4 separate regions of the Mus musculus genome follow, and all the other regions are linked to region 2. The links are chromatin loops, found by intact Hi-C in ENCODE. Cell type or tissue: gastrocnemius. All regions are shown on one strand.

Region 1 (8,000 bases), 120 kb after region 2:
ATTGTAGAAGAAGAAAACTCAATCCTGCAAGTTGCCCTCTGACCCCCACATGCATGCTCTGACACCATTCATAGCACGCTGATAGCCCTTCCAATGCCTTGTGGACTCTGTTTTAACATGTGGCCACAGGGGACATATCTTACTGTCATTTCTGACCTTGGTGTTGCAGGAAGCCCAAAGGAGGAAAGATGTCCTTGGCCTGGCCTAGCCTACAGCCTTCATCTGCTAGGCCCCAGTCCCAAGGACCCCAGAACTTGCCAACTATCTTCAGCCACTAGGAGATAAGCCATTTGGTTCCATCCCTCCAGTTCAGCTGGCCAGTGAAGTAAGCAGACAATGTCTTTGTGTTTTCTAAATCCAAAGTATCTTTTCAAAGAAAAGTGTGCCAGCAAGACTTAAAATCGAGGTCTGTTCTGATTGTCTCCAAGTCAAGTAGCAAAGGGGCAAAGGTGAGGGATGTGCTTAAGCAATAAAAAGAGAGAAATCCCAACAAAAGCCACGAACGTAAGAAAATGGATAGACCCTGAAGAGACCCGCAAGGGTATTCGCAACCTTCACAACTGTGGAGCGTGTGGAAATGCTTATTTGGTTTCTTGAGAACTGCCTGTTTCCTCTTGGTAACAATTTGATTACACCCGAAAGTCTTCTTTCCCTGGCCCAGCCTGCTGCCGCAAGGGGCCAGCTCCCTTTGTAGGTCTTCCCAAAGCCGCCATCTTAGATTGGCTATGGGTTCTCCCTCCTCTGTCCAATGCTCTTCCTCTCTCCTTCTCTTCTCCCCCTCAGCAGTACATCACGGACTTCCAGACAGCTAGTGGGCCTGCACGGCCTGCACGAATCCACAAGCCCACTAGAAGAGAGGAGTTTCGGTTTTTGTTGGGTTAATGTTCTGTGAAGAGACTGGACTGTAGAACCACTCGTCTTTAAACAGACTCGTGAGTGAGGTAGGAAAAAAATATATCTAATGTGGTACAGAATAAGAGGATGTTGGAGAAAAAAAATCCCCATGTTCTCTTTTAGTTAGGAACCAACACACAAAATGGGGAAGGAAAGAGGCTCAGACACAACCGACGCCGGGGTTAGGGAGGAGTTTCTCAGAATCACTGATTAAAGTTTGCGGCAAAATAGTTTTCTAAGATTGCTGTTTATCCAGGCAAAAGCAGGCACTGTTTCTCACTGCCTCTGTGTTTGGAAGTTCTTGTCTTTATTACATTAAAGGTTCAGGTTCTGTCATGGTTTTCAGATTGTAAATGCCCCCCCCACCCCCCCACAGGCCCTTGTGCTGAGAGCTTAATTCTCAACAGGTGGGGGCTGTTCTGGAAGGTTCTGAAAACTTTAGAATATAGTATCTCCTAGCTGAAGTAATATGTCACAGTATGGATTTGAAAATGATACTGGGTCCCCAGTCCCTCCTTAGAGCTCTGTGATTCCTATCCACAGTGAGATGGATATTTTTCTCCACATGTGGTATTGGACCAAGCAACCACAGTGGCAGCTCCCTGAAACTGTGACCATAAACATATTCTTTCTCCTTTGAGCTGTTCTCTCAGAAATTTTGGTTATAGTTGCACAAAAAGAATTAACATAGACCCCGGCAGGGAGGTGGTGGCACGTGCCATTACTCTCAGCACTTTGGAGGTAGAGGCAGGCAGATCTTTGTGAGTTTGAGGTCTACAGAGTGAGTTCCAGGACAGCCAGGGTTACACAGTGAAACCTTGTCTTGAAGGCAAACAAAAAGAAACAAGACAAAAAAAAAAAAAAAAAAAAAAAAAAAGAATTAACATAGGCTCAAACGTTGTGAAAATACTTTTTTTTTTGCAACTCAAATATGAAACTTAAGGACAATTTCTTCTTCTTCATCATCATCATTATCATCATCATCATCATCATCATCATCAATCAGCAAGCCAATCCCACCTCCTGATAGACTGAGAAAACAGAGAGCACAGAGGCCAAGGGACCAAGGGAGAGCAGGGGCACTAGGGTCATTGTCTTCTCAGCTGAGAAGTGGGCGTGGCTTTCCCCAAAATGCCTTTCAGCGAGTAGACCCCCGCTCCCAACGATGACCGAAGAATATCAGACATTTCCAAAATTGTGACTATGCTGGAAATTTGATCTATGGCTTTACTTAGTTACATTCTGGTCCAGTTCTTAGTGTTGCCGAGGTAACTGACCAGCACAGCGGCCAACAAAGGGACTGCAGAGGAAATAGGTGTCATTCTCCAGAAAGCAGATTTTAAAAAGTAGCTTTGACAGCCTCCTGGGGGTGTTACACGTTATAGCTCAATAACAGCTGTCGTTCACACTGATGGATCAGGGCAACTGACACTAGACTGCACTGTCTCTCTCTCTCTCTCTCTCTCTCTCTCTCTCTCTCTCTCTCTCTCTGTGTGTGTGTGTGTGTGTGTGTGTATCTCGTGCCTGCGTGCACGGAAAAAGGTTATTTGGGAATCTACAGTCTGCCCCTTACGTGAGCCGAAGTCCATTTGCACTGAGACGTTCAGAGAAGAGGCAGTGTAGGGAAGCATCCGGCTGTAATTTTCACAGTGCTAGCTACCAGAGTTCAGGAGGAAACAGACGTCATCATACTCCTTCAGAAGGAGGATCTGAAAGGCAACATTGTGCCCTGAGAACCCAAGACAGCAGACGCAGGATTGGAGGGATTGGGGGACTTCCTGAAGGTATGTCCGAGACGACTTTTCATATTTAAACATGAACATGCCTACTCATACACATTCCATAGAATATGACTGGTCCCGCCTTCCAAGCACTTTCAGGCCTTCTGCTCACTTGGTATTTTTCTGGTATTATTCTGATGGTATTTCCAGGAGATGGGGGTGGGGTGGGGTGGGGTGGGGGAGGAAATAGCAATAAAGAGAAGCTGGTTCACAAGGTATTTGTGTTGTCTTGATCTGTATAGGTTGCATGGCTTGGTAGCGTACATTATATAGAGCTATTAAATAGACGGTGCTCAAAATTTTTGAGGCAGGAAAATAAGGCATATTTACAACACAATTTCACACACGTCTACCGGCTTGTGACCTCAGCCTCCCCTTCTCTACAACAGATGTGATAGCAGCAATAATGATAAAGATTTGCTCACACGTTCACATGACCATGAGAGTGGAACTTAACGAAGTTGGGGGGGGGGGGGGGGGAGACCTGCCTGCAAGCCACAGGCGACTGGCAGACTAAGGTCAGGGGATAGTTTGAGCCTGGGGATTGCAAAGACCGCAGAGCTGGATTCTAGAACTTTCTAATCACTTAACAAATATTTATACATGAATTAATAGTGGATGAATGGAAGGAAAGGAGGGGAGGAGGAGAGGGAAGGAGAGGCAGGGAGGGAGGCCCTTGCTAAGGGTCCTTGCAAAAATCGAATTCCAGAAACTGCTCCCTAAATCTGGGATATACAGATGTATGACATTCCTGTTGGGGCTTTGCACAGAATTGTTCTATCTAAGGAACTCTTGGCAAAGTGGGGCCAGTGCTCTGAAGCCATCTTCATGCAGTAGTAGCTCTACAGCTCAAGTTTCTTAGGGAATGGTTTACAACAGTATCAGGAATAATAGTGACACCTAGTGACACTTCTAGTTATTGTCTCTAAAGAATCGCACTTGACAACTGATTTTTGTTCTTTGTTTGTTTTGCTCCACAGAGACTAAGTACAAAGGTGACAAGTGTAATTGGCGATTGTCACCATTTTTTTTTCAACCCGAGAGCTCTTTCTTCAAAACTGTCGCGTGTGGGCCAGCCTAGTCTACAGAGTGAGTTCCAGGACAGCCAGGGCTACACAGAGAAACCCTGTCTCTAAAAAACCAAAAACCAAACCAAATCAAAACAAAAACTAAACTAGCTTCATAACAAAAGAAAAAACTGCAGTCTGATAAACTTTCACATCCTCGTTCAGTTTCTGAATGGCGTTCTCATGGGATTTCTCCATACTAGGTTTTGCAGTAGTTTCTACATTCATATTTCAAGGCTTGTGCCCATACTGTAATGCATAGCACCTTTAAAATTCTCCATATTATCTTACTTACCAGTTTGGGTGTTTTGTCTGCATGTATGTCTGTTTACCATCTGCATACCGGGTGCCCAAGGAGGCCAGAAGACAGAGCTGGATCACCTAGAACCGGAGTTACAGCCGTTACGAACCTCCTCGCATGCTAGGAACCAAACCTGCTCCCTCTGCAAGAGCAACAATTGCTCTTAGCCAAGAGCCGCCTCTCCAGCCCCTGTAAGGCATAATAACAGTGACAGACTTACTTATCAGACTAAACAGTGATACATGCATGGGTCACGCTTGAGCTCGTAAACACCTCACTGCATCGCGCTCAAGAATGCTGCTGCATCGTGAAAGGCAGGCAAGCTGAGGTCTGCTCTGAAGAATGCCAGAGATCACTCTAGAAAAGATCCGAGTCAAGAAAAAGATGCTAAAGGTCCACACTGAGCCCAGGGCAGCTCTTGCCCAGGCTGTCACCTATTCCTCCCTGAGAGATTTTATCAGTACAAGATACGTTTTGTCTGTCATAGGTTTTTCTCCCTAAAGCCTTCCAAACTCCCCCCACCCTCCCTGCCCCCAACTCTCAGCCCTGCTCAGATTAAGATGACAACCACCTGGCCTCAAGTCTCCCGTGAGACTGCAGGGTAGAGCCTGCAGATAGATTTGTACAACTTCCCTCCTGTTTGTCTATTGTCAGTCTGGTCCAGTGTTCTGGCTAGTTTTATGTCAACTTGATACAAGGTGGTCATCAGGGAGGGGGGAACCTCAATTGAGAAAATACCTCCAATAAGATCAGGCTGTAGCAAGCCTGTAGGGCCTTTTCTTAATGAGTGACTGATGGAAGAGAACCCAGCCCGTTTGTGGGTGGCACCACACCTGGGTTTTTGTCCTAAATTTATACAAGCAGGCTGAGCAAGCCATGAGAAGCAGGCCAGTAAGCAGCTCCCTCCATGGCCTCTGCATCAGCTCCTGCTTCCAGGTTCCCGCACTGCTGGAGTTCAGGCCCTCACCTCTTTTGACAGTGAACTGTTACATGGCACTGTGAGCAACATAAACCCTTTCCTCCCCAAGATGCTTTTTTTGTCATAGTGTTTCATCACAATAGTAGAAACACTAAGACACCCAGTGACTCACATTGTTGAGCTTTTAAAGAGTAGAGGGATATTTCAACTTCCCTCTAACTGAGAAGCATCTTGACCAAGCCATGGGAGGCAATTATTGTAGGCTTAATGTTTTTTTGTTTGTTTTTTGTTTGTTTGTTTTTGTCAGAAAGCTTAGAAGCTAGATTCTGTCTAGTGAGGCCAAGCTGAGCAAGCAGGGTAACTTCTGTAGCTTGGTCTTCTTACCTAGAAAATGAGATAACCGGGGGCTGGAGAGATGGCTCAGGGGTTAAGAGCACTGACTGCTCTTCCGAAGGTCCTGAGTTCAATTCCCAGCAACCACATGGTGGCTCACAACCATCCGTAATGAGATCTGATGCCCTCTTCTGGAGTGTCTGAAGACAGCTGCAGTGTACTCATATATAATAAATAAATCTTAAAGAAAGAGAGAAAGAAAGAAAGAAAATGAGATAACAATGCATACATTATCCAGAACCTAGTGTCTTGAGAACAAAATGTAATGACAAAGGCTTTTGTAACTTCTGTACAAAGACAACAAATTGCTGGTGTCTTCTCAGGTCATCACTCTCCTGGGTCACATGAGTTGTGCTCAGATTGCATCCCGACGCTTACTAGCCAGCTGTGTTACCCTGAGACCCCACTCCCATGCCTCAATTCCTCTCCCAGACAAATAAAACCACGAAAAGACCAGCCTCGGAGGGCAGTAGTGTATCCAGCTTAGTACAGAGTGATACCGGAGAAGTTGGGGTCCCTCCTAGGGGCTCTCAGTTTTGTGAACAAAAGGATTTAAGAACAGATTCATAGGAGAGCTTAAGGCCAACTTCATTTAATATAAATACCCAAGAGAAGCACGCGGTAAACCCGGACGGCTGCCTGGAAGAGGCTAGAGAAGAGAAAGAGAAAAATCCCTGCTGCACGCACGAGTGAAGACTGCACGGAGATGAGCCCCAAGGAGGACACTCGGCCACAGGGGAGCTTTAGAGATAGGGCAAGGAAAGCCAAAGCCCCAAGAAAAGCACACTTGGGCTCTGGCCAGCTTCCAAAAGAGAGACAGAAGGGAAGGAAAAGGAAACATTGTGCCTTTCTGAGAGCCAGGACTGAGGAAAAGCGGGCAGACACAGCAGGGCCTCATGACAGCTCTGGAGCAGCAGCAGCCGGGGGATTCCAGACGGAACAGTGTCTCACTGTAGTCACCTTTTTAGCACAGCTTTGGGTGGGCCTGCCTTCCTGAGGGTTGGATCCTTGGCCAAACGATTGACCCGCCCAACTGGATTAACTTCTGTTTGTGTCAGAGACAGGGTCTCACTATGGAGCCCAGGCTTGCCTGGAAGTGACTATGTGGACCAGGCTGGCCTAGAACTTGAAGTGTTCCTACTGCCTTTGCCCCCAAAGTGCTAGAATTAAAGGACTTTGACATCGCCCCTGACTCTGGGTTAACTCTTTCTCTCTCGGGACTTATTATTTATGTGTCTATGTGTGCATATACCTACAGAAGCCAAAAGTGGGTATAAGGTCTGTCCCCTGTAGTTGGAGTTACAGGCAGGTGTGAACCACCTGATGTGGGTGCTAGAAACCCCAGTCCTCCCCAAGAGCAGCAAGCATTCCAAACCGTCTCCCCAACCCACTGGATTAACTCTTAAAGGCAGGAGACAAGAAGGATCAAATTTAATCCTGGCACTAGGGAGGCAGATCCCTGAGTTCAAGGCCAGCCTGGTCTACAGAGCGGGTTCTAGGACAGCCAGGGCTACACAGAGACATTGTCTCGAAAAACCATCCACCCATAAGGTGGTGGTGGCGGTGGCAGTGGTACAACTGGACAGATGGCTCAATGGTTAAGAGGACTGTTTGCTCTGAGTTTCTGAGGACCCAGTTCAATCCCAGCAACCACACGGCAGCTTGCAACCATGTCTAACTCCACCTCCAGAGGAGTCAACACCCTCACACACATGCATGCAGGCAAAACACCAATGCACGTATAATAAAAAAATATTTAAATCATTTAAAAAAATTCAGGAAACAATGGCACATGTTCATCTAGAGACAGATTCTTTTTTTTTTTTTTTTCTATAATAGGAAACGGCTCAGAACATTTTATTTATTGAGACAGGGTGTAGCCCAGGCTGGCCCCAATACTATATACCCAAGATGAGCTTCAACTTCAGATCCTCCTGCCTTTGTCTCCCCAGTGCTTGAATCACAGGCCTGTGCTGCCAACACTTGTACTTTTATGAGGTGTTGGAGATGGACCCTGAGGCTCCACGAGTAAATACCAGTGGCCCACATCCTCAGGCCCCTTCACGCCATATCTTATCCTAGTCGGCCATCACTGGGAAGAGAGGCCCCTTGGTCTTGCAAACTTTATATGTCCCAGTACAGGGGAAAGCCAGGGCCAAGAAGTGGGAGTGGATGGGTAGGGGAGCAGGGCAGGGGGAGGGTATAGGGAACTTCCAGGATAGCATTTGAAATGTATATAAAGAAAATACCTAACTAAAAAAACTACTCACGGGGAGTGGTGGTGCATGCCTTTTATCCCAGCACTTGGGAGGCAGAGGCAGGCTGATTTCTGAGTTCGAGGCCAGCCTGGTCTACACAGTGAGTTCCAGGACAGTCAGGGCTATACAGGGAAACACTGTCTCGAAAAACCAAAACCAAACCAAACCAAAAACTACTTAAAAAAAAAAAAAAAAAGGTTTATACACACACACATACACACACACACACTAATGGCCATAGACCTCAAAGAGGACACTGTTAGATTTATTTATTGGACATTGATTTTGCTTTGTCTTAAACATTGAAAGTACCTCTTGGTACCCTACACCAGTCTTTTCAATCCGGCCATAATGAGACACAGCTAGACTGGAGGTCAGTGGGCCAAG
Region 2 (8,000 bases):
CACGAATAATTTTGTTTTAAATCTGAATCTCTCATGAAGTAGCAGATCTCTCGTTTCAGCGGCGGTCTGATTGCCCTGGCCTGCTGCGATTGCGGGTGTGCGTCCCTGCCCAGCTGATATGGCAGCTTTTGAGTTACACCTTGTAGAACAATGGTTTCTATTTACTATCTGGTCACTGAGAACCAGGATCCCTCAACTCAGAGGAGGAAAAGTGCCCTCAACCTTGATTTTTGCCTCTTTGCCAGGGCCTTGTGCATTCCTCTAGGCCTGAGTTGACTCCTTCCCCAGCTCTTGTTATTTTGGGGTTTTTTCTTTTAATGTGAGCAAGCGCTTAACATGGGTAGGCCATCAGGATTTATAGCAGTGTGTGGCTGTGACCTTTGATCCAGCTTTGAAGTGAACATAATTCTTTACCCACCTTCATTTGTACTACGGCCAAGCCACCCTCTGGCACCTTCCCTTCACTTCCGTACACCCTCTGGGTCTTCTGTGTCACTTACCAACTTTTGTTTGAGTGTTCTTTTTTTCTGGAGCAGAGACTTTCACATTTAGGCAAACTTCAGTGTGCAAGAATGTCCTACTCTCTAAAACCGCCGTCCAGAAGCTGTAGTGCACCTTGGCTTCTTAGCTGCGGCAGGAAAGCACAGGACAGGCCTTCAACAACAAAGGAGCCTCACAGCAAGCATGGCTTTGTAGGAATGATTCTGAGGCATGCGACAACCGGTTCCCTCCTGGGCAACCAGGCTTTGCAAGTAACTTTCTATCCTAACAGACCATACTTGCACATGCCGCAACAGTCAAACTTACAACCTTGGAGAGTTTAAGATAAACTCAGCGTGGGCCCTTCTGAAATACACAGCAGCTCACTGCTGGTGACCTCACTACTGATGTCATCATGAATTGATGCGGATACCTCACTACTATCTGCCATTCATCTGTAAGCAAAGACTGAGGGGCAAACTCACCCTCCAATCAAGAGGAAATCTCACCCACCCGGATTATTCACAGTGGTTTGCCGTCCACAGCTCTTCAAAGCAGTGACACACACACACACACACACACACACACAACCTAAATCAGTCTGCCCTGCCCCCATTTCCTATATTCCTACTGTGTTCTGATTGCTTCCTTCAAGAAAATGCTCTTCATTGCAATAACTTTTAAAGAAAATACTTTATTACATCATGAAAAAAGGTATCCAACAACTAGATTCATACTTGCTTGAATCTAAAAAAAAACAAACAAACAAAAAACTGAAAGTTTACTCATTAGACTGTAGGTGGGCGTCCCATTCCACATGGGAAGAGAGAGGTGCGAGGGCGTCTAAAGTATTGCACAGTCTTGGAACATAAAGAAGAGGAGTCTGGAGGAGAAGATCACATGATACTGGGAACCGTCTCACATTATGAGAAACTACCAAGAAACATTCGAAAAGAAAACCCTTTGTTTCTACAGTAGCTTTAGTTTGTAGTTCTTGGAATGACTCTATTCCACTTAAGACATCTTAGTAACAGGAAGCTTCGTCTGAGCAATCCCATGTGCAAATATTAATAGAAAAATATATAAAATAATGCATCTCTTGCCATCACCCCCGGCAATCAGGACCGTATTTTGGAGAACTGTTTTGTTTGAAAAAACGGTTAAGCTGTGAGTTTGGCCTGAAGCTCCATCTCTGCCGCTCGTTTGAGTGCAACATCCACTAGAAGCTGGAATCCACTAAAATCCTGGTTGAGGTCTGGTGGAGTAGGGGGAGGAGTGTTGAAAAGACCACTCTGAGGGTTTGGACTGGGTCCAGATTTGCAAGTGTCCTCTGGGTACACGAGAGAGGTGTCTGTAAAGTTGCTGGGTGCTATTTGCGGTACATCTGTACTCTGTCCCACACCAATCGGCTGACAGAGAGAGAAAGGCCCATCCTTCAATGCAGTCACAGTGGTATGGCAGATCACTGACGGGCGAGCCAAAATGGATCCTGGGGAGGGAGGTTTGGGAGACACTGGTCTCCCTAGGGTTGGGTTGGGTCCAACTACGCAGGAATGAAATGGGCTCTCTTCTAGAGTTGGCATGAAGTTTTTGATACCCATTGCAGCTTCAATAGAGCTAGCTTCTGAAATCTTGGCCCCACGGCGGGAAATCGTGAACTGATTTGGATCTTTGCCATCCTTTCTCAGCATGTCAGGAAGGAGCCTGCGGCGGGCGTTGATGAACCAGTTACAGACCTGAAATCACACAGGGTCTCCTTCAATACTCTCAGTTCACTTGACAAACAGGTTCTGAAAACATCCGATGTAGGAAGCCTGACTTAAAGAGGTAATAAAAGGGGCTCATCTGGCACCAAGGAAGTAGCTCAATGGTAGAGTACTTGCCTAGTACACCAGTGGCCCAACAGCAATGATTTTTAAAAAATAAACTAAAATAAAGCTTTTTTGGCCTTCCCAGCAAGTCAGAGGCACCTAAGCTGGGTCGGCCTGCCATAAGGGCAAGTTTACTTTGTCTATGCCATCATCCTTAACCCTTTCAGAGACAAGGAAAAGGCGCAAAATCTCAGATACCTGAAAATAAATAGCTTTAACGAAAGTTCACCTTTAAGTCTCTTTCAACCTACTACCTACTGCCCCAGCATTTGAGTTAATCAACTACAGGAAAACATTTCCTGTTTAAAAGAGGCCACACCTCCCAGTAACTGATTTCTCTCAGTTCAAATGACTGTGTCAACAGACACAACACAATTACCTCACCAAGGTCTGTCCTTGTTTAAATAGCAAACCAGTTTCCTGGGCAATAGAATAAGGTTTAACCTCCTTCTCTTTCAGGCACTGAAGGAAATGCTTCCTGACAGATGAATGTCAAGTGTTTCTGTCCTCTATTAAATAGCCAATTATTACCTTTTCACCCTATAAAGTTTACAATGAAAAGATCCTGTTTCTCTCTCTCTTCCCTCCCTCCCTCTACTAGGCACCAGAGAAGAGCTTATAGCCTGGCACACAGGAATGCTATAAATTGTCTGTAAATAAAGAAGAAAGTGTATGTATAGGTTAGGGGCATAGTTCAAATCTGGGCTGGAACCCCAACACCTTACGGGGCAAATTCTGGCACAAACTTTTATCTTTCTCCTTACCTGTAGTGTGGACAGGTGTGTCTGCTGGGACAGCAGTGCTTTCTCTTGCTCTGAGGGATAGGCGTTGTATCTGTGTTCATACAGCCAGTCTCGCAGAATCTGGACTGACTCCTTGGGCAGATTGCCTCTCCTCCTTCTCTTGCCAGAGGCTGCTGATGAGGAAAGGTCCAGGGGACTGTCCATGCTGTCTTCATCCTCAGAGTCACTGCCAGATGCTGCAACAAGACCTGAGAAAGGACAAGGCCCGCGGTCACTTGCTTTCACCAGCAGGGAAACTTAGTCACTTCCTTAGACTGTTCCACATCCTTGTGATTTTTCAACTACTGAGTGTGAAGTTTTCAGTCGGGGCCAAGGTGTCCAAGGAAAGGCCTGGAACACGAAGGGTGCCGGGCAGTGTGGGGAATGGCCCTCACAACCTTGTCTTTAAGGTCATCCATCACTCATGAGAGACAGCAATCCAGTGAACAAGGACATCTTATATGCTTTTTTCTCTCCTTTCGTGAAAGGCTTGCTGTTAAAGCAAGCACCGTCCATTTTTATATACTTGAAGGTTTTTTTAAGACTGTCAATTAGATATGAACCTAAATGCTACCCATCAGTCCTTAATTCTTACGTGACAAAGAAAATTGAATATGTGCAACCCACCAAAAAAGCTATTTTGGTGGTACTTTAATCCCACCAGAAATGTTAAGAATCCAAACCCTACAGAATATTTCAATCAGAGCTCAGTGACAATTCCGGCCAGTTGGACTTTGATAGACATTTTGAAGTTTAGAACACTTCTAAGAAATGCTATTAACTCCTTTCAAACCTACAAGCCAGGCATCTGTGAGACTGTCTCTGTTCATCTCAAAGGTCTTTTCTTTAACTTTGTATAGCTTTTTTTCCCTCCAATCCTAATTAAGTCCCTTTACTGATCTAGGAAATAAAACCAGAATATTCTTCACATTGATACATCAACTCCGTGAATTTTTAAAGGAATTTATTTTACAACTGGGAGCAGGCTGACTTTGTTGACACATTTTTAGCTTTGGACTGCAGGGGGCAGAAGGTGCTAGAAGGAGTTCCTACAGGAAACACTCAAAGCCCGCAAAGACAAAGTAAAAGCAGGTTCTAACAAAAGACGCGGATGATTTTGCAAATTCACTGTAGCTTAAGGCTCAACAAACTGCCACAAATAAACCACAAACACCTCCATTTTTAACTGCCATGCAATTGAAGGATTCCTTCCTGAAGATGAAATCAATCTGTTTCAAGAAAAGAAAGTCTAAAGAAAGGGCAATTTTAAACCTGAAAGAGCTTTCATTGTTCAGAATCTGAGAAACTTTAAATAAAAAACAAAACAAAACACCCATATTGAAATGAGTGAAAAACTATTAATTACAAAAAAAAAAAAAAACCAAAAAACCCAAAAACCCTCCTTTGATTACAAATGAGTTTCACATTTGCTTTGGTAACCAAGGAAAACTAACTTTTAAACATGCCAGGTTAATTGGGTAACTAAGTACATTTGAATAAAGCAATTTGCTTCAACTCCCCCAACTTCAGAAAAGCCAGACATTCTTCAACACTACTTATTTCCTTCCCCCTCTTCTTAAATCTAGGAGGGGAAAAGTGTGAAAATTTGCTCATTGAACAGTTAATTCCCAACTGTAAATTGGCAATAACAAAGTGCTTGAAACAAAAACCCCCTAAAGCCTGCCCTTTGATCCGCCTGCTTGGAGTTTGACAAGAAGCGCGGTCTTTCAGAATAGGTTAGGGACACAAAGCAGGTTTCTGTTAAGCAACACCAAACTGCCGACTCTGTTCATTTGAGAAAGAAAAAAAAAAGAAAGCCAGACCCCTAGACCTCTTTACAAGTATTTCCAAAGCATGCACAAAGGATGAAGGAAGCGGGGAAGTTTTAAGACTTGGTGCCTTGGGCACACCAGCTGATCCGTTTAGTGCTGCGAGATCACGTTTGCTACTGTCAAGGCTATTTTCATTAAAACTCCCTCCCGATTATGGCTCGACTTGGAAAAACAAAGACTTTTTTCCTCGTTACTCATTTCCTACTGTAACAGAGCTTTTGAAAAGTTTCCCAGTTAGGACTTGTTTCCAATCATCTCGCTTTGCTTACACTTTGAAAAAAAAAAATGCGGTTGGGGAGGGAGAGGTGGGTGTGGGACAGATTCGGAATCCTCTTACTCCATCCACATACAAGGAAATGTTGTTCCGAAAGCCACAAGATGGCCCGTGGAACCCACGGCTCTAGGAAGCAAATCTTGCTTCTTCACTTTCTTTTTCTGAAGTCATGAAACATGGAAGTTGGGAGGGTGGGGGGTGGGGAAGCACTTGGATATCTTGGAGACTAGAAAAAGAATATGGGGGAAAAAGATCAAGGGAAAACCAAACCTAATTAGTCTCTTCCCTATGGACAAGTAACTCGGATGGAACTTTACATCCAAGGCACTAAATCCACAGCTGGCTGGAAGTGACCCAGCCAGTTCAGCCCTAAACAGATTCAACAGGCTTGGAGACCCCGAGAGGACACTTGGTGATTTTCCTAGTTGAGCGAGCCCTCTTCCAGCCTGCTTTGAAGCCATTTTTGGAGCTCTTTCTTTTCGGGCGGTCTCGGCTTTCTACAGAGGGCACTCTATTACCATATACCAGTCTTTGTTGAAAGATGCTCACTTTCCTAAAACAGACAATAGGCGGGACAGGTTTAAGCAGTCCAGGCCCAAGGACAGGCAGGGAAGCTCACCCTCCCCTCCCAGGTAATTTCAGACAGTGGGAGGCAGGGCTGTGGAGGCTTGCAGCCGAGGGAGGGGCAAGAGGAGAGAGCAAGCAGCTTTTGTTCTTCAGCCCCAACTGAAGCCCGCCTGCTAACTGTACAAGTTAGCAACGGAGCTGGCCCCTGGTCCCTAAGGAAGTAAAGAAATGGGGCGGTGCGGTTCATATCCTCAAGGGTCTGCCCCCTTCCCAGACCCAGTGCCGAGGAAGCCTAAAAAAGGGAAAAGGAGCCAGGACAACCTTAGCAGTCTCAGCTCTCCCAATGAGAAACTCGAAATCGGTCTCAGCAAAGTTTCCTCTCCAACACGTCACCGTTCATCGTTTCCATGAGTCGGGGGGATTGACTTGGGGAACCCACGCTCTTTGGGCTGGGGACCTCGCATCTGGGGAAGGGGACACCCAAGAGGGTGGAGCCTGAATGGGAAGCTAGTCGTCAGCCTTCCTCCCCACCCACGGAAACCCAGTTTTGCATTCCCGCACCCCGGAGCCACACAAAACCAAACTACCCTCATTGAGGTGCTATTGGAGCGGAATGCCTCCCACGGGGGTCTAGATCTGTCAGCCACGTCAAGGGGTGACAGAGGTCTTGAGAAGATCCCTAAGTTTTCCCCAGAGCTCAGTTAAACTGTCCCCCAACTCAGAGCGCCCACACTCTGACTGTCCCAGGGTGGAAAGGAGCAAGGAGGCCTACTTAACCAAGTACCCGGGGTCTTCATGAGTTCCGTATGTTTCGGGGTCTCTCACAGAATAACATCCACCCAACTCTCTAAGGTAGGAAGCGCGGAGAAACCCCGTGAGGAAGCGTGTTTGGCGGCAGCTGCTATAACCGTGTTCCGTTGGAACTGCAGTCGCGGTCTAGGTCTGAAAGAATGTGGAGTAACAAACTCGAGGAAGCTCCCGGGCATGCGCACCAGCGCCCCCTTCCCCCCGCCCGCTTCTCCAAGCGATTAACTTCTGTTTTGAACCACTCCACATAAATCACAACAAAAAAAGCCAACTCCAGTCCACGACTGGAACACTCGAGGGACCTCCCAGTCAGGGACTCCAAAGTTAGCTTCAAAAGGGACTTCACAGTCTTTGACCTTTTGGGTTTTTTTTTTCCCCCCTTCCTCCCCAGTGTGTTTTGTTTTTAAACCAGACTGACGGCAAGTTTTAGTTGTAAAGCTTTGGTGGAAACAATGACAGCCTCGCTTTTTGCACTTACAACCAAGCCTGCTTGTCACACTTGGACAGTTTTCGACTGCATGGTACTTGTGTTCTAACAGCACACGCGGTCCTAAATTCATCGTGGGAAAACTTTCAGAAACTAGTAAAAATTTTAAAGTCCATCTTTCCAAAGCTATGCTCGCCCTAGGGCGATATGTGTGGGGGTCCCGGATCACATTCCTTTGATAGTGAAAAACACATCTCTTTAAAAAAAAAAAAAAAAAAAACATTGCCAGGATCCGGCGAGGAGTGAGAGAACACCCGGAACTACAAACTTTTAGACAAAAGGTAAGGCGACTGGAATTCGCCAAGGACCCCCCACAGGGAAAAGCGAGGTGCCAGGGTCTCCTAGAACATCAACCGCAAAGCCCTGCCCCAGAAACGGCACTAGAAACCACGCGGCGCCTGGGCCGAGCATGGGGTGTCAGGAAGACAATGAAACTTGGAGGCGTACAAACAAGGCGCTGAGCGTGGTTCTTGACAACGTGCCAACAGCGTGGCGCGGCTCAGCCTCCCCACAACAGCCCCTCGGGTTGTGTCTAGAAGGAAAAGAACACCAACTGCCATCAGAGACACAGCCTCAACAAAGAGAACAGCCACCAATCCAGCCGGGGAGCCACTGGTCCGAAAAGTCCCATCAAGTCAGTGTTCTCCCGATCCGGCGCGGCCCGCACATGTCCCGCACTGGTGCCCCGGGCGCTCACAGCCCGCCGCCACCTTACCCTTCTTGCTTTTCATTCTGGAACTCGAGTCCCAGTGAGAGGTGAAGCTGGGGTTTCTAGGAGCCAGCAGCCGTGGAGTGGCGGGAGGGTAGTCGATGATCCTCCTCCTATACTAGTGCTCCGGTAACTTACAAGAGAGTGTTCCAACCACTATTGCTAAACAAGGTGCTCCGGTCTCAGGCGCT
Region 3 (8,000 bases), 64 kb after region 2:
AAGAAAGTAGCAAACTCAGTCCAAGCTCCTATGAAAGAATTACACAGCATAATAGATGATCATTTATCCCAGGAGTGCAAGGGTAATGTAACATCCAGAAGTTAGCCAGTGCCACTCCCGGCATTAACACAGGGTGTGAGAAGAGCATGTGGAAATGTCAGTTATTCATCAACAAACGGACAGGTAAAGCAACCGCCCTTCCCACTATATGTGTGTGTGTCTGTGCACGAGTGTGAGTGTGTGCACACTCACGAGTGTGTGCTCATGCTTGCGCATTATCCTGCCCATCAAAACCAATTCAGTTCTGACACTTGTTACAGCTGCGTAAAATGTACATTAGGCTAAGTGAAAGAAGCCGTGTGGTATGTTGTTTGATTCTACTGAAGGGAGATTTCCAGGATAGTAGATGGATGCAGACTTTGGGCATTCACCAAGGGCCTAGAGGTACTGGAGGATTGCTTGGTGGTTTTGGAGTCCTTTGGAAGTAACCAAGATGTTTTGAAGCATTTAAAACGGTAGCTGGCAGACCAGTGAGATCATTCAGCAGATAAGGTGAGCTTACTGTTAAATATCTTCACAAAGGGAAAGTTCAAGCTCACCGATCTCAGTTGTCTTTGCTCAAAATAATCCTTTTGCCAAAGGTGGGAGGGGATGCATAATCAGATTAATTTTGAGGTATGATTTACACTGAGATATTAATATGATCTACAGATAGTAAGATGCAGCTATAACCACCAATCTATCTCATCTATCTATCTATCTATCTATCTATCTATCTATCTATCTATCTATCTATCTATCTATCTATCTATCTCATCTATCTATCTATCTATCTATCTATCTATCTATCTATCTATCTATCTATCTATCTCATCTATCTATCTATCTATCTATCTATCTATCTATCTATCTATCTATCTATCTTAGAGACAGGGTCTCACTATGTAGCCCTGGCTGTCCTGGAACACACTATGTAGACCAGGCTGGCCTCACACTCACAGAGCTCTGCTCGCTTCTACCTCCTGAGACCTGGGATCAAAGGCTTGCATGCAGCACACAGTACCCAACCTCCTATCTCATTTCCCGTTTAAATGAAACGACTCTCTAAACCTGACAGACTCTCTGTTCTATCCCAGTAGGAATATTCCTGCAGACAGAGGCTGAAAGAAACATCAAACCCAATCAGTCTACGTCAGGTTCCATCCTGTGATGTGACACAGCTTCCAGAACAGTCCTCACAACAGGTGCCCCCACCCCCAGCCCCCAGGTCACTTGCAGAGCTGGTACTTCCACTCAGATGCATCTAGAGCCATTGTGCAGACTCTTTCTTCAAAGGCAGGCATGTTGGGTGGAAGAAAATCACTGCTTCCATTACCGTGGTCAAGTAAACAAGTTCAATGTAATGCACTTGAACAAGTTCCTTCAGATCTCACTGGTGAAAGGATGATTAAAAGTCTACGCCCACTTTACGGAGTCCAGGTCACAGTTCGTCTCTGAGAAACCTACATGCTTTTGCTCCATTCTGCAAAGCGTCCTCACTGATAAAACGCCCATATAAAAATTTTGTGTTTATTATTTGGGACCCCTAAGTGTGCTAAAGGCACACTATAAAGGTGAATTGTATGATAGATGGCTATTGTTAACAGCTTTTTACACAGAGAGCTCGTCACTTACAGAGAGGATCGTCACGTACCCCCAACAGCCAGCAAGCCCCAAGAACTCAATGAATGCTCTGTGCCTTGACTGGGTTGGGGGAAATGATATGCCACACACCTAGAGAACTGCCCTGCTTTGGGCAGCATTGTCCTCTGGGCTGGGGGCCAGGAGAGAACTGGAAAGCAGAAGGAAGAAGGTCTCGCTCCAGCTCTTGCTTCCAGAGTGGCCCTGGGCCCAGCTTGAATTCCCCAGCTTGAAAAGGCCAGTGTGAGTCATAAGTCCCACCCTTAACCTGCCTTTGGAGATGCTGGGGCAAGCAGGGGCAGAGAGTGTCTGCACTCTGTACAGACTGAGGAGGCAGGCAGCAACAGGGGAGCACCTACAAATGAGCTTAATGGCAGTGCGTGGGCCTGCACCTGTAATCCAGCCATTGGTAAGCAGAGGCAAGAAATTGGGAGCTTCAGGCGAGCCTGAGCTACACAGAATGAGTCTCAAAGCAAGCGAGTAAACAAACAAACAAACAAACAAAAAACCCCACAAGGAACAAAATCAAGAGAACTTTAATTCTGTGTTCTCAGAGAACATTAAGAGCTAAACAAAGACCTAGACATGAACAATTAGAGGGACCTGTTACTTTGGCTAAGCCCCAAATAAGACCCGAGACCCCTAATAGCTGACCCCTAGCAAGCATGCCAATGGCAGTGACTCAGTTAGATGAAAATCCTAGTCCAAATCCAAAGTCATCCAGAAACGGAAACTTAGATGTCTAAAACTGGGTCCAACCTCAGGCAAGTTTGGATATTGGGCATTGGATGTGGAAACATCTGTATTACATCTGTAATGTTGGCCCTTGGAAGTCGGACACAGGAAGACAAGGAATTTGAGGGCAGCCTAAGCTACCTGAGACCATGCTCTTATCCCAAAGCATGATACCTTCCACCTTGGGCTTCTTTTTGTAAACAGTGTGAACCTAGGAGTGATGTATGTCTATACTTGCATATATGTTTGGACTTACTGGAATGGCTTGCAAGACTACAGACGCAGAGTTCCACTCCACAAGCTAGCAGTGTGACTCCATCTAAGAAGTGGCAGGCTATCACCAAGGAGGCAAGGATGCAGCCTAAAGGCAGAGGACAACAACGTCAAGCATCAACGGGCACTGGTAGGAACTGCAGAGCCAAAGACCAAGGAAACCGGAGTCTGAAAACTGAGATCAGCAGTGGCAGACAATGGCTAAATCCAAGAGAATTGCTGCTGCTGCTGCTGCTGCTTCCTGGGGTCCATCCTGTCCACACGGAGAACAGTTCTCCCCCAAACTCAGCTGGCTCCGTCTCTGGAAACATGCTCACTGACATGCCCAGAATTGAATTACATCCTACCTTTACGCATCACTTGATCATGTCAACCACCACTACCACCAAATTAGCCACCACATGACTAAAACAACATAAATCCCATTCATAATAGCTAAAGTGTCTTCATCCAAATGAGCTCAGCAAATACTTCTTCCTTTCCACCCACTGCACATGCATGGGAGGATTACAGCTTTCCATTCCCATTGACATTCTGGTGTGGCTAAATAACTTAGCCTGCCTCTCCTAAAGCAAAAGCCTGACATGAGTGAGCAGAGTCCCCACTTAACCAGTTTTGAGTGCACAGCAAGAAACAAACCTGCAAGGCATAAGCTGCCATCCACCTACACACTCTCTTCTTTGTTGTATCTGTATAGAACCTGATGAGGTAGGTATTAACGCACAGTCACAAATAAGGAAACCAGGTTGTGTTTGTGACTAACACAGCCTCAGAGCTGCTCCACATGTGACTAGTGGGCAACTGAGCTGGGGTGATCCAAACTAAGGGGCACGGTCAGTGTAAGCCACACACCACTTTAAAGAGCAGAATGAGACGAGAATATAAAATATCCTATCAGTAATTCATATTGGATGAATTGGGGCATAACTCAGTGGTAGCGTGCATGCTTACAGACACAAGGCACTGAGTTTAGTCCCTAGCACAATGAAGGCAGTGTGTACTGGGGAGCTGGAGAGGATGGCTCAGTGGTTAAGAGCGTATGCCTCCTTTGCAGACAACTGGAGTTTGATCCCCCCAAGTGGCTCACAAACCCCTGTAACTCAAAGGGCCAGGAAACTCTCTGCTCTCTTCTGGCCTCCTCTGGTACTGCACTCAGGTACCCAATCCCCAGGTATACATGTACATATATAATTACAAATAAAAACAGCCAGCTGTGGTAACACATACCTTTAATCCCTGCACTTAAGGGGTGGAGGTGGGTGAGTCTTTGTGTGTTAGAGGCTAGCCTGGTCTAAATAGTAAGTTCCAGGCTAGCCAGAGCTATCTTGTGAGAACTCTCAAAACTTTTTTAATTTTAAGTCTTTATGTGTATATTCATTATGTGATGAAATAGTATTCTAGACACATTGGGTCCAATAAAATGCCATCTTAAAATTAACTTCACCTGTTCTTAGTTTTAAAACTAGAGCTACTAAATATATACAGTTAGGTAGTCAGCTTGCATTTATAAGCTGTGTTGTGCTTTCTTTGGCTGGCACTGGCGTATAGGTTCCATGCTGAGAAGGCAGGGGCCAGTTTTTCTGAATCTAAATGCAGTATTTCTGTAGCTTATGTCTCTTTCCCCCAAGAGAGGCAACTGGCCTTCTGAAGGCATTGTGGCTGCCTGCACGTCTACATTTATATATTCATGGATTCACACAACAGATCGTTTTGTACCGTTACTGTACTCGAAAGCTCTGTAGGAGGGACTATGATTTTTGCTTTGTTCTGAATTCATGAGACCTGCTGAAGCACAAGTTCTGAACTCAAGAGACCTGCTGAAGCTCAAGTTCTGTGCTTGAAAAGTTGATCAACAGCCAAGACTGGGAGTGAATGAGATGCTCACAGCAATGCCTCTCAAAAGAGGGAAATAGGAGCTGAGTCCAGGGAGTATTGAAAAGCTATTGAAGAACTCAAGGCCCAACTCTGAAATGCCATCTGCCCCCAAGCTTTGCTGAACAGTAGCAGTCCATGAAAACTCGGCCTGCGTGAGTCAGCTCATCTCTAACCCACTTATTGAAAGGGAAAAAGAGAACAGCTCCTGTAGATGTGAGAACTTAGCACTGAGGGGAAGATGCTAAGGGACATTCTGAAATACAGTGACACACCACACAACCGCATCTTTGTGTGTGTGCACATGCGCACAGGTATGTGTGGACATGTGTCTGCATGTATGTTGCCTGCATGTGAAGATCAAAGGTCAACCTCAGGTGCCATTCCTCTTGAGGCTCCTATCTTAATTTTTGAAACCAGGTCTCTCAGTAGGACCTGGTGCTGTCTAATGAAGCCGGGCTGTCTGGTGGGCAAACCCCAGGAATGTCTTCACTTCCCCAGTACTGGGATCACAAGTGCATGCCACCATGCCACCATACCTAGTTGTTCATTATGGGTGCTGGGGATTGAACTTGGGTCCTCATGTTTTCTCAATTAGCGCTTTGCCAGTCGAGTTGTCTCCACAGCCAAGTGTCAGATTTGTCAGTGACATTTTCTGTATCTTTTACAGGTGAGCAAGTCTCCTCTGTCAATGCTTTTCAACATGTGGGCTACAGACAACTGATATATGACCAGAGTCATGGTCAATGGATACAACTCGCTCTGACCAGACCTTCGGTGAGGGTGGCCCAAGATCCTAACTTCTTACCAGGTGGTTTCTGTGTGCCCCAATGCTGGAGAAAGAGGTAAGGGCTAGGAACTATTAGAAGAGGCTTCCATTAGTCAAGGGGAGGAGAGAGTTACTCACCACCCTCTGGTGCCAAGAAATCTGCAATTCCTAAAGCTATGGGCTAATGCATCTTGCTGTTAGTGACCTGGCACGCAGGAAATCTTCCACCCACGGTGCCAGGAACACAAGACTTGGCATCTTCTTCTTCTATTTATTTATTTATTTATTTTATTATTTTATTTATTTATTTTTGGTTTTTCGAGACAGGGTTTCTCTGTGTAGCCCTAGCTGTCCTGGAACTCACTCTGTAGACCAGGCTGGCCTCAGACTCAGAAATCCACCTGGCACCGCCCAAGTGCTGGGATTAAAGGCATGCGCCACCACTGCCCGGCGACATCTTCTAATCAAACAAAGTCAGGACTTCAAGTTACACAGGGATTCTTATTTCCTATGGTAGGCATCTCTCGGGACTCACAGGGGGATGATTTCAGCTTCCCTGCGGATTCCCACATGCGTGGATGTAAAGGCCTCATATATAAAACAGCATTGTATTTTCATGGAGCTCATTCAGTCCTTCCAACTATTTAAGTAACCCAGATTGTTTAGAAAACCGATTGCAAGATCAATCTCATGTTAATGGTTACTATTCTGTATTGCTCAAGAAATAACGACTCCTCCAAAGTCCATAAATATTCAGTAAAAAGACATTTTTACCCTCAAATACTTGTTCGGTTCACAGTTTACTAAATGCAGAAAGCATCTTTTCCTTTGGGGAGTACGGCTGGTAATTTTCCTCCTTCCTTCCACAGTCCCTCCCCCTCCCCCACTCTTCTAGACAGGTCTTCAACCTTCCTGCTGTAGCTGAGGAAGTTTCTGGATTACAGATCCTTTGGCTTCCTCTTCAAAGTGCTAGGACAGAGGCAGGTACTCGTGCCCAGTCATGCCAGGCACACACTACTAACTGAACCATCTCCCAGCTCCTGTCGCTCACAGTACGAAGGAAATCACAGTCTGAAGGGAAGTGCCACGCGAATGGCACAGGACAACAGGACTGGCTGAGATTCATCTGTCTGGTCGGAACAGGGCAGCTTGGGAGCCGTTGGTTCAGCTTTTTGATTTGCTGTAGAACAAAGTAGAGCTCATGTAGGGGTCAGGCTGGCAAACTGATTGGTTTCCCACACTTAAAAAGATAACAATGAACTTGGGAGGCAGAGGCAGGTGGATTTCTGAGTTCGAGGCCAGCCTGGTCTACAGAGTGAGTTCCAGGACAGCCAGGGCTACACAGAGAAACCCTGTCTCAAAAACAAACAAAAACAAAAGATAACATTGAAATTGAGCTTCATTCAGAAAGTCTGCAATCTGAATGACAATATCCTAGAGACAAGCCTTGCTTCTCACTTTTGGCAGATTATACAAGAGGGAAGGGGTGGAAAACAAAGGCATCTAGCCGATCATTGCAGAGCTCTGCCCCTCTGGTCAGGTGCTCAGCCATGTTCCTCAGAGCTGTGATTTCCCTGTTCCTCTCATTAGCCTTGGGCTCTCCCCTAGTTCTGTGAGTGTTCGAGTTAGTTTCTGCTGGTATCCATCTTGTACTATTTCCTCCAGGGGCATAGAATGGGGAGTTAGAACAAACCTTCATGACAGCATCTGTGTTAAACCACTAATAGCACGTATGTATTCCATTTGGAATATGGAGTATAAGTGTGTCACTATAATGTAGAATGTGAAAGTGGATTTATCTTGGACATGACATTTTGTAGTAGTTTTAATGTTCTTTTTGCACTTATTTACTTTACTATGTATGTATGTATGTATGTATGTATATATGTTGTATGTATGTATACTCCATGTGTGCCTGGTTGTCTTAGAACTGCTGTGACAGATGTCTGGGAATCACATACATGCTAGGAGTCAAGCCTAGGTCCTCTGTAAGAATAACAAGTGCTCCAAACCACTGAGCATCTATCCAACCCCAGCCTTGTGCTTGAAATCGATATTAAATACACACAAGTTTCAAACCAGTTTGGTTGATTTCTGTATAAAACCCACTCTCCAGCTCCTCACAGTGATAACCACAGATATAATCAAAACCAGATTTGATATTTATATAACACTGACTACTTTATACACTTAGACATCACTTTCTGCTGTCTTCCCCCAAATTCACCTACTGAAACCCATCTTCATTCATTCATATTAAGAAGTGAGAACCTGGGGCTGGAGAGATGGCTCAGTGGTTAAGAACATTGACTGCTCTTCCGAAGGTCCTGAGTTCAAATCCCAGCAACCACATGGTTGCTCACAACCATCAGTAGTGATATCTGACGCCCTCTTGTGGTGTGTCTGAAGACAGCTACAGTGTACTGATTTATCATCCTGAGTGAGGTAACCCAATCACAAAAGAACACACATGATATGCACTCACTGGTAAGTGGATATTAGCCCAGAAGCTCAGAATACCTAAGATACAATTTGCAAAACACATGAAACTGAAGAAGATGGAAGACCAAAGTGTGGATACTTCGATCCTTCTTAAAAGGGGAAACAAAATACCCATGGAAGGAGTTACAAAACTGCCTCACCTGGGGATCCATCCCATAAACAACCACCA
Region 4 (8,000 bases), 92 kb before region 2:
GAGACCAGCTACAGCCTTGGGTTCATTAACACACAGTGAATGGGGGATAGAGGTTGGAGTAACTTGATAACAATTTTAATCTTGACTTCAAAGGGACTGGAAGGTTGCTGGGTTTTGTTTCGTTTAACTGAAAATTTTTGGCAAATGACAAGCATCCGCGCCCCACCTGTCTCTTTATCCACGCTAGAAATACATCCCTGTACATGGTAGGTGTGTGCTCTACGGCAGGGCTATACGCTACGGAGGCAGGGCAAGTTCAGCCGTCAGGGATACTTTAAATAGTCTTGTAGTCAGAAAGATCCCCCAGGAGCACCTGGAAAGTTTCTTCCGATTTGTGCCCTCGGCTGTCGAGGAGCAGCAGTTAAAGAGAGTCTGTCCTTCTCAGGGCTGCTCTTGCTATCTGAGTATGCATAAGAAACCCGCATCCTAACACGCATCCTTTCTCTGAGGCCATTACAGATTAACTTGTAGAGTTTTCCCTTTGAAAAAGGAGGAAGGAGTGAGATGAATAATTAAGAGCTAACCTTCAGAGACCCTGGGAGGCTTGCACCTCCCACAGGCCCCGCCCTCCCCGGACCCTGCTGGAACTAACCGGAAGGAAAGAACGGTTTCCTTTCTGGCTTCTCCACAAATCGCGGTTTCCAAGGCACAAGATTCCCGACCTCCTTCTTCAGGCCGCTCTCAGTGCCAGGCACTGAGACAAGGAGGCATCACCTGAGGCTGAGATTTAGCAGACCCGGGCTCCCGTAGATGTGATTTGTGAACAGGCCTCTCACTTCCTGAAGCAGCACAGAGGACTACCATGCGCTGGATACTCTCCTCCCATTCCGGAGCGCGCTATGGCCTTGGCCCCAGGAAGAGTGAATCGCGGCTGAGATCTGTTTACTAAACCCAGGCCGGCAGACGTTTGTGGTCCCCATTTGGGTTTGTCCTAACACTCAGGGACTCCATGCTAGTTCTGTTGAAATGAGAAGGGTTCTTGGAAAGATGCCATGATAAAACCCAAATCGTGAGTGTAACCTAAAATAAGAGACTTTCAAACCAGGCTGAAGATGCAGCTAAGTTTGTGGAGTACTTGACTAGCATGCAAAAAAAAAGTAATGGTTTTAGTCGCAGTACTTCGTTTAACAAAAAAAAAAAAAAAAAAAAGGCTTAGTGGTCCATGCCTGTAACCCCACCCCTTAGGAGGTGAGTAAGATCAGAAGTTCAAGGTGGTTCAAGCTCAATATCAAAACAAAACAACGAAGGTTCTCAGAAGGGAGAACAACTACCTTGGTGTGTCTGTGATCCCAACCCTTGGCAAGTTTGAAGCTGGAGGATGAGGGGCTCGAGGTCAGCTTCGAGTACACAGCGAGTTCTAGGGCAGCCTAGGCCGTGGGAGACAAAAACCCAGTAATGATGAGTGGAAAGAACTCGTGGGAAGCAAAGCAGTCACAGATAAGGGAGGTTTGGTATCCCGGGCCCTCAGCAGCAATCTCATCGGACCTGAGTGCACCACCAGGCAGACAAGGGAGGATGTTAGCTGGATAAGGCACAGGAGTAGAGATACGTTCCTCATGTTGATGAGAATAGAATCCCAGGCCTCAGGCATGGATGACTATCCAAGCATCTCAACACTGGCGTTCGACGTACTAGCTCTGTGGCAAAAGCTGACTAGTCGTAGCTGAACTTAGCCAGCACTTGACGAGTGCCAACAGAACTGGCCACAACTGCCTATGTAGTAGCTTTGGTAGCTTTGGAGCATTGACTGTAGAACACCCTCATGTGCTGTGTCCTAGTGTACTAGAACATTCAGCTACTGTCTCTTGTATAGTATTTGCATGTAGCCTGTTGCACATCCGGCAATATAAGCCATTTTGAGATTACTTCTTACAGAAATTCAATTTCTTTCTAACTGCAAATGCTTTATAAATATTGTTTTTTTTTATTTTGTGGTTCTAGAGAGCAAACCCAGGACCTGCCCAATACCAGCTAAGCACTCTACTACTGAAATAGACATATATATATATATATATATATATATATATATGTATGTATGTATGTATATATATACTCTAATACTGATATAGACCCATAAGCCTCACTCGGGATGGCCTGGAACTTGCTATATAGACTGCAAAAACCTCAAACTCATAGAGATCCTCCTGCCTCAGCCTCCCAAGTTCTGGGCTTACAAGTATTCACCAACCCAATGTTAGTTTTCTGAGACAAATATTCAACTTGTAGCACAGGCTGGCTTTCCATTTGCAATCTCCCCTGCCTCAGCCTCCTGCATGGTAGGAATTATGTGGACATACACCAAGCAAATACTTGTTATACTGTCTGTATATAGAGAATAGCAAAGAAAAGTCTGTGCGTGTTCAAAAATGAGTCAATTCAAGACAGATCAGATTAGATTAAAGGCCGGTTTCTTGGGAAGCTGCTCTGGAGGTGGGGGGAGACGGGGAGGGGAGAAAGAGTCCTCATACAAAGAGGGAAAAGGAGAGGAAAGAGAGAGACCCAAACGTCAGGATTAGATAGGAAGGAGCCACTAAGGGAATGGCAGCCCAGCCCTGGACTGGAAAATTCAATGATGGGAGCAGGGTATGCCAGGTAGGGAGTGAGGGATGCTGGGAGAACCTGGAGGCCAGGTCTGCTTTGATATATATACACCTCAGTTGCTTGTCCAGGGGTTCAAAACCAAACACTTGAACTTCTGATATTCCTGAGCTACAGGTATGTGCCACCACACCCAACGGGCAGCCGGCTTTTGTCAAAACTCAGTCTGCCCTGAGGGCTTGGTAGACCAGCTGCCCAAACAGGAAGCCTTATATAATTCTGTAACCCTGACCTTGGGCCCTGAATCTCTCTCTTCTGTAAACAGTCCATTCAACTCAGGAAGGCCTGTAGGCCAGACGGGGACATATTTTGAAAAACACACAATTACAAATGCTGAAAAAGAAAAAAAGAAAAAAGAAAAAAACAAAACAATTCCCTAAGCGTAAGAGGAAGTGACTGTGTCTGAGTCAGGGGTAGAAAAAAATCCAGAAAGTCATGGAACAAATGGCAATGACATCTTCCTGGTGATGAATGTGCCAGGACGGCCGTCTGTGTGCACAGTTGACTCAATAGCACCTGTTGGCAAAGCCGGGAGATGAAGTGCTAAAGAGATCGTATTCCCATCTGGGAACAACACCCGCTGCCTGGGAAATTAGTAACCCTGAAGACCGAAATGTCCCTCCCGATTTCAACACACGGTTCCCTGGCTCTAGAAAGGCTGTGTGGTTCACACAGGCCAGCGGCCCTACCAAGCTTACTCAGACCCCCCGGCCTTAACCTTTGCCCTTACACGATGTGGGCAAAAACAACTCTAACATCTCATGGTTTCAGGCATGGGCTGGTTTTGGCTTATAGTATTATTTGATTGTCAAGCTTCGTGGAGGTCTATACTACAGGGCTCAGACCTTAACCCCTGGACCCCGCGCCTTCTGAAGAGACACCTCCAGCATTCTTCAGTGTCCTCTAATTTAGTTAATTAATGAAAGTTTCTGAGAGGACCAGGTACTTTGATCTGAACCTCTCAAGCTTCCGTGTACCGTTTCCAGATGCAGAGCCAGGAAGCGCTGGGTCCTGTGGGCTAACAGCGACTCGGGACTGGGCCTCCATTTCTGCCCAACATTGGAAAGGGGGTAGGGCAGTGTCTAAGAGGATCAGACAGCCTAAAAACACAGCCGCTGGCATTTTACTGGGTGTAGCTGCAGTCTGGGAAGCTGATCTGGCAGTGTGGAAATCTTCAGTAATCCTTATAACACAGGAACCCAGCAGGGCTGACTGGGAAAGCTTCAAAACCCAAAAGGTGTCTGTATGTGGAATATACGAGACAAACAGGGAAAATGGGAGTAATTACAGCAGGAATCACGTTTTGTTGATGCTTTTTCAAGACAAAGCCTGAGTAAGGAGTCCAGGCTGGTCTTGAACCCTGGTCTTCCCACATCGGCCTCAAAAGGAAGAAATCACAGGCCCGAGCCTCCTGCAATGTTTACCAGACCCTGTTCCCAGTATTCTCCCTCACTGATTCTGGGGAGGAGGGGGGCGTCTGAGTCCAGAGGTTTCATTCCGTGGATAATTGTCAATGTGCTTAAATAAAAGTGAAGACTCTCTACAGGTAGATCTGCTAGCGTTTACCTTTAATTTCCGCACTCAGGAGACAGAAGCAGCCTAGTCTACATAGTGAGTTCCAGGACAGCCAAGGCTAAATATCTACCATATCTCGAAAACAACAACAAAAATGGGGACATTTTGAATGGATTCCATCTCTGCACCAGAGACAGGTCGGCACACTTCCACAAAACTTACCAGCGGGAACTGCCGCGGAGTTCCGAACACGTGCATGTTGTTCCGATGTTGGCCACCAGGGCGTGCGAGAGAGCAGGACAGCCTGCAGCACTTAAGTTTGTTTTCCCAGACTTTGTCTTGGGAGGGAGGAGGTTGGGTGCGGGGGCAGTTAGGCGAGATGCAGCTGGCTCAAAAACAATCCGTTTGTTCCCTGAAATTATCCCACTCGCCTTTTAGAAGTCAAAGGTTGCCACGTTACCTGTTGCCAGGTTCCTAAGAGTGCTCGGGGGAAAATGTGGGTGAGAATGGCTCTCCTGAAGCCTGGTGGGGTTTCAAGCTTTGCCCAACACTGACGCTGACATTTGGAGGGCAGCTGCGACGGATCTGAGTCTAGTTTGGTTGCAGGTCTAATAGAGTGGCTGTGACTTACATCCTTTACAGGCATCAAGTGCCTGGGGCTTCCCCCCACCCCACCCCCTTCTTTTAATGGCACTTAGCTTTCAGATTCCTCCCCTCCCGGGATTTCTATACAGTGCACGCTCTGTGCAAACCAGCCACGCCTCCGGAATTCCAAGTTTTGTAGCAACCTTTTAGTTGGGAATATATATGTATTATGTTTTTATATATAGATATGAATCCCAAACATTGCGTCCAAGAGACAAGCCTTTCCTTTCTTCCTGCCTCTGAGAACAATGTTTTGTTTGATTAGCCCGGGCAATGGGGCTCTCCCTCGAAAAGGCGGGGGCTATCAGTTGAATAGATCTTCAAGCCAGACATGCCGAGGCTTGGGGCGTTTGTCTGGCATTAGGAAGTGTCTGGGATCCTGGTAATCACCAACTGGCGAGGGTGTGGATGACTGCAAGAGTTATTGCCGGCCCCTCCCTCCTCGGCTCGCTCAGAGCCGCTTCCCCCCCCCCCCCCATTCAGTGACAGGGAAAAGTGTTTTCCGTGGAGGATGCCTTGAGTGGAAGTCATTCTCACACAGGCACCTCCCAGGAGCCAGAATGCATACTAACTACTGTGGGGTGCACTGTACCTCCCAGAGGTGGGCTGGCAAGCGAGTGCGCCTCACCAACCACCAGGATCTCTCTGGGTGGCCTGAAAAGGGGGAAGCTGTAAATATTTTTGAAATAGGGCAGTAATTTTTCCATGTGGACTCTGTTGGGCAGAGATTTTGCAAGGTTTTGTTAATTTTTTAGAACTTATATATACTTAGGTATTTTCTCTTTTTAAAATTGTTTGTTTGTTTGGTAGTTCTGAGGATTAAAGGCAGACCTTTTTGAGACTGCAGCAAGATTTCTACATAGCCCTGGCTGTCCTGGAACTTGCTATGTAGACCAGGCTGGCCTCAAACTCACAGGGATCCGCCAGCTGGAGAGATGGCTCAGAGGTCCAGAGCACTTGCAGAGGACCTGTGTTCCATTCCCAGCACTTACGTGAGGGCTTTTGACCATCCCGACACCAGCTGCACGGGATCCGGTCCACAGGCAGCAGGTATGCATGTGGTGGACAGAATACACAGGGGGGGGGGCGGGGGGGGAGGTAAAAATCATATGCATAAATTTAAATAAATCTTTTAAAGAAAGAAAGAAAATTGTCTGATCTGTGCTTGTGCGCCTTCCCAGGAAATGAGTCGTCACTACAGAATAATGTCCTTCTGTTCTGTGTATGAACAATGTGTGACTACACATCTTACAGATTTGTTTTGTTTGTTTATTTGTAATATTACACACACACACACACACACACACACACACACATACACATCATGTAGGCATCAAGCTCACAGAAATCTGCCTGCCACTCTAGTGTCAGGATTAACCACTAAGCCTGATGTTTTTGTTGTTGCTGTTGTTAATTAAAACTGCATCTATTTATTTTGTATGTGTATGGGCATATGCATGCCACGATGTGCATGTGGAAGCCAGAGGACAACTTTTGAGAGTCGGTTGTCACCTTCTGCCATGTGGGTCTCTGGGGATCGACTCAGGCTGTGAAGCTTGGCAGCTGGTGTGTTTACGATCGAGCCCTCTCTCAGACTCATGCAGGTCTTGTTCTTTTAATTTCTCTCGTTTGTTTTGTATGCACTTGTGTGATCTCATATGTGCGATCTGGTGTGCATTGGAAGATCAGAGTACCACTTGCAAGATCTGGTTCTTTCTCTCCACCACGTGGTTTTAGGGTGAACTTGATTAATAACTGCTTTTATACAAGTTCAGTCTGGTAGCAGCCTGGGACTCAAGGGGAAAACTGTAGGTTAGCAAGCTTGTGGTCCTGGGTTCAAAGATCTAATACCACAGAAACAACACCAATAAAAGTCCCTCGCAGGGCTGGTGAGATGGCTCAGTGGGTAAGAGCACCCGACTGCTCTTCCAAAGGTCCAGAGTTCAAGTCCCAGCAACCACATGGTGGCTCACAACCATCCATAATGAGATCTGACTCCCTCTTCTGGAGTGTCTGAAGACAGCTACAATGTACTTTCATATAATAAATAAATCTTTAAAAAAAAAAAAAAAAAAAAAAAAAAAAAAAAAAAGTCCCTCGCAGACACCTGCACAAACTAGCTCATACACACACTTATTCACATAATTTAAAATAAATCTTAAGTGGGGACAAAGAGACCAACAAGAAGGTGGTCCCTGCCCCTGCTCGCCTGTGTGTTCAATGACCACCTAACATCTGTCCTTAGGAGCTGACAGAGGATGACCAAAGTGGGCAGAGTCTACATGAACTTCCAGAAAGCCTTCTCCTGACCCACCCACCACCACCACCACTCCACCCCCACCCCGGAGTTCCCTGAGGCTTGCCACACCAGCACTGTCTTTCATTGAGAAAGTAGACAACTGGGCTGGAGAGATGGCTCAGAGGTTAAGAGCACAGACTGCTCTCGCAGAGGTCCTGAGTTCAATTCCTAGCAACCACATGGTGGTGTAAGACTCCGGGGAGCCTTAGCTTATCAGGGACCCCCAGAGTGAACCAGGTAGAGTTGAGATCAGTGCAAAAAGCAAGAGGAATTTATTGTTCCAGTGCACTGGAGTCTCACCATCACTCGGGCAGCGAGTGATGCAACTAGGCACAATATGATTGGCGGGACGGTGCACGCTTTAAACTGATTGGTCTTTAGGGAATGAGATGACTAGGATTTCCCTTGTCTGAAGGCGGGCAAGGGTCTGTCCTGCATCCTGCAGAATGTGTCCCCACCCTCAGGTCAGATCCTGCCCAGTGGTCTGAGAAATGTCAATTAGCCTCTCCCTTTTGGAGGGGCAAGTGTTTCATGGCCTTTGCAAAGTTGCAAAGCTGACATGTGACTCACAACCATCTGTAATGGGATCTGATGCACACTCTACTGGTGTGTCTGAAGACAGCTACGGTGTACTCATATAAATAAAAATAAGTGAATAAATAAATAATATTTTAATAACTTTGAGTTAAGTATGGGAGTCCACTCCAGTACTACCAGCACATTGGAGCAGAAGGATGAAGAGTTCAAATCTTGCTGGGGTGCACACTGTATTCTGAGGTACACACTGTGTGCTGGGGTGCACACTGTATGCTGGGGTACGCACTGTGTGCTGGATTCCACACTGTATGCTGGGATACACACTGTGTGCTGGGATACACACTGTATGCTGTGGTCCACACTGTATGCTGAGATACACACTGTGTGCTGTGGTCTACACTGTATG

What was found. Peaks named below come from ENCODE experiments on the same cell type or tissue, not always from the same donor. Only the 100,000 strongest peaks of a DNase experiment are listed, where the experiment ranks them.
Region 1: a loop joins it to region 2, with 8 times the contacts of the local background. A loop is called at or near these places in 26 of 42 quality-filtered maps.
Region 3: a loop joins it to region 2, with 2.2 times the contacts of the local background. A loop is called at or near these places in 5 of 42 quality-filtered maps.
Region 4: a loop joins it to region 2, with 3 times the contacts of the local background. A loop is called at or near these places in 15 of 42 quality-filtered maps.

Annotation. Positions count from the first base shown.
Region 1 is chr17:70,965,266-70,973,265 of GRCm38, forward strand. It overlaps Gm46595 (a long non-coding RNA gene), which reads right to left and starts at 4,256. Exons shown (of 3, transcript XR_001782184.2): 1 at 4,038-4,256; 2 at 2,468-2,603. Gm41611 (predicted gene, 41611) reads left to right here and starts at 2,613. Exons shown (of 2, transcript NR_168105.1): 1 at 2,613-2,678; 2 at 3,656-6,540. In gastrocnemius, a CTCF peak has its summit at 3,581; a DNase peak (open chromatin) is centred at 6,167; H3K27ac peaks cover 218 bases.
Region 2 is chr17:70,843,057-70,851,056 of GRCm38, forward strand. It overlaps Tgif1 (TGFB-induced factor homeobox 1), which reads right to left. Exons shown (of 3, transcript NM_009372.3): 1 at 7,816-8,000; 2 at 3,116-3,342; 3 at 1,149-2,216. The coding sequence starts at 7,831. The coding sequence ends at 1,641. Among named protein-coding and RNA genes, the nearest start is that of Tgif1, 4.2 kb to the right of the region's middle. In gastrocnemius, CTCF peaks have their summits at 4,153 (motif pointing right) and 6,809; DNase peaks (open chromatin) are centred at 2,083, 3,253, 4,157, 5,875 and 3 more places; H3K4me3 peaks cover 3,848 bases; H3K27ac peaks cover 6,052 bases.
Region 3 is chr17:70,906,623-70,914,622 of GRCm38, forward strand. All of the region lies in intron 1 of Gm26510 (a long non-coding RNA gene), which reads right to left. Gm52315 (a long non-coding RNA gene) reads left to right here and starts at 5,380. Exons shown (of 3, transcript XR_003952407.1): 1 at 5,380-5,405. In gastrocnemius, a CTCF peak has its summit at 3,813 (motif pointing left); a DNase peak (open chromatin) is centred at 1,835.
Region 4 is chr17:70,750,733-70,758,732 of GRCm38, forward strand. All of the region lies in intron 6 of Dlgap1 (DLG associated protein 1), which reads left to right. Among named protein-coding and RNA genes, the nearest start is that of Gm36746, 37 kb to the left of the region's middle. In gastrocnemius, a CTCF peak has its summit at 4,390; DNase peaks (open chromatin) are centred at 4,391 and 6,306; H3K4me3 peaks cover 2,387 bases; H3K27ac peaks cover 5,357 bases.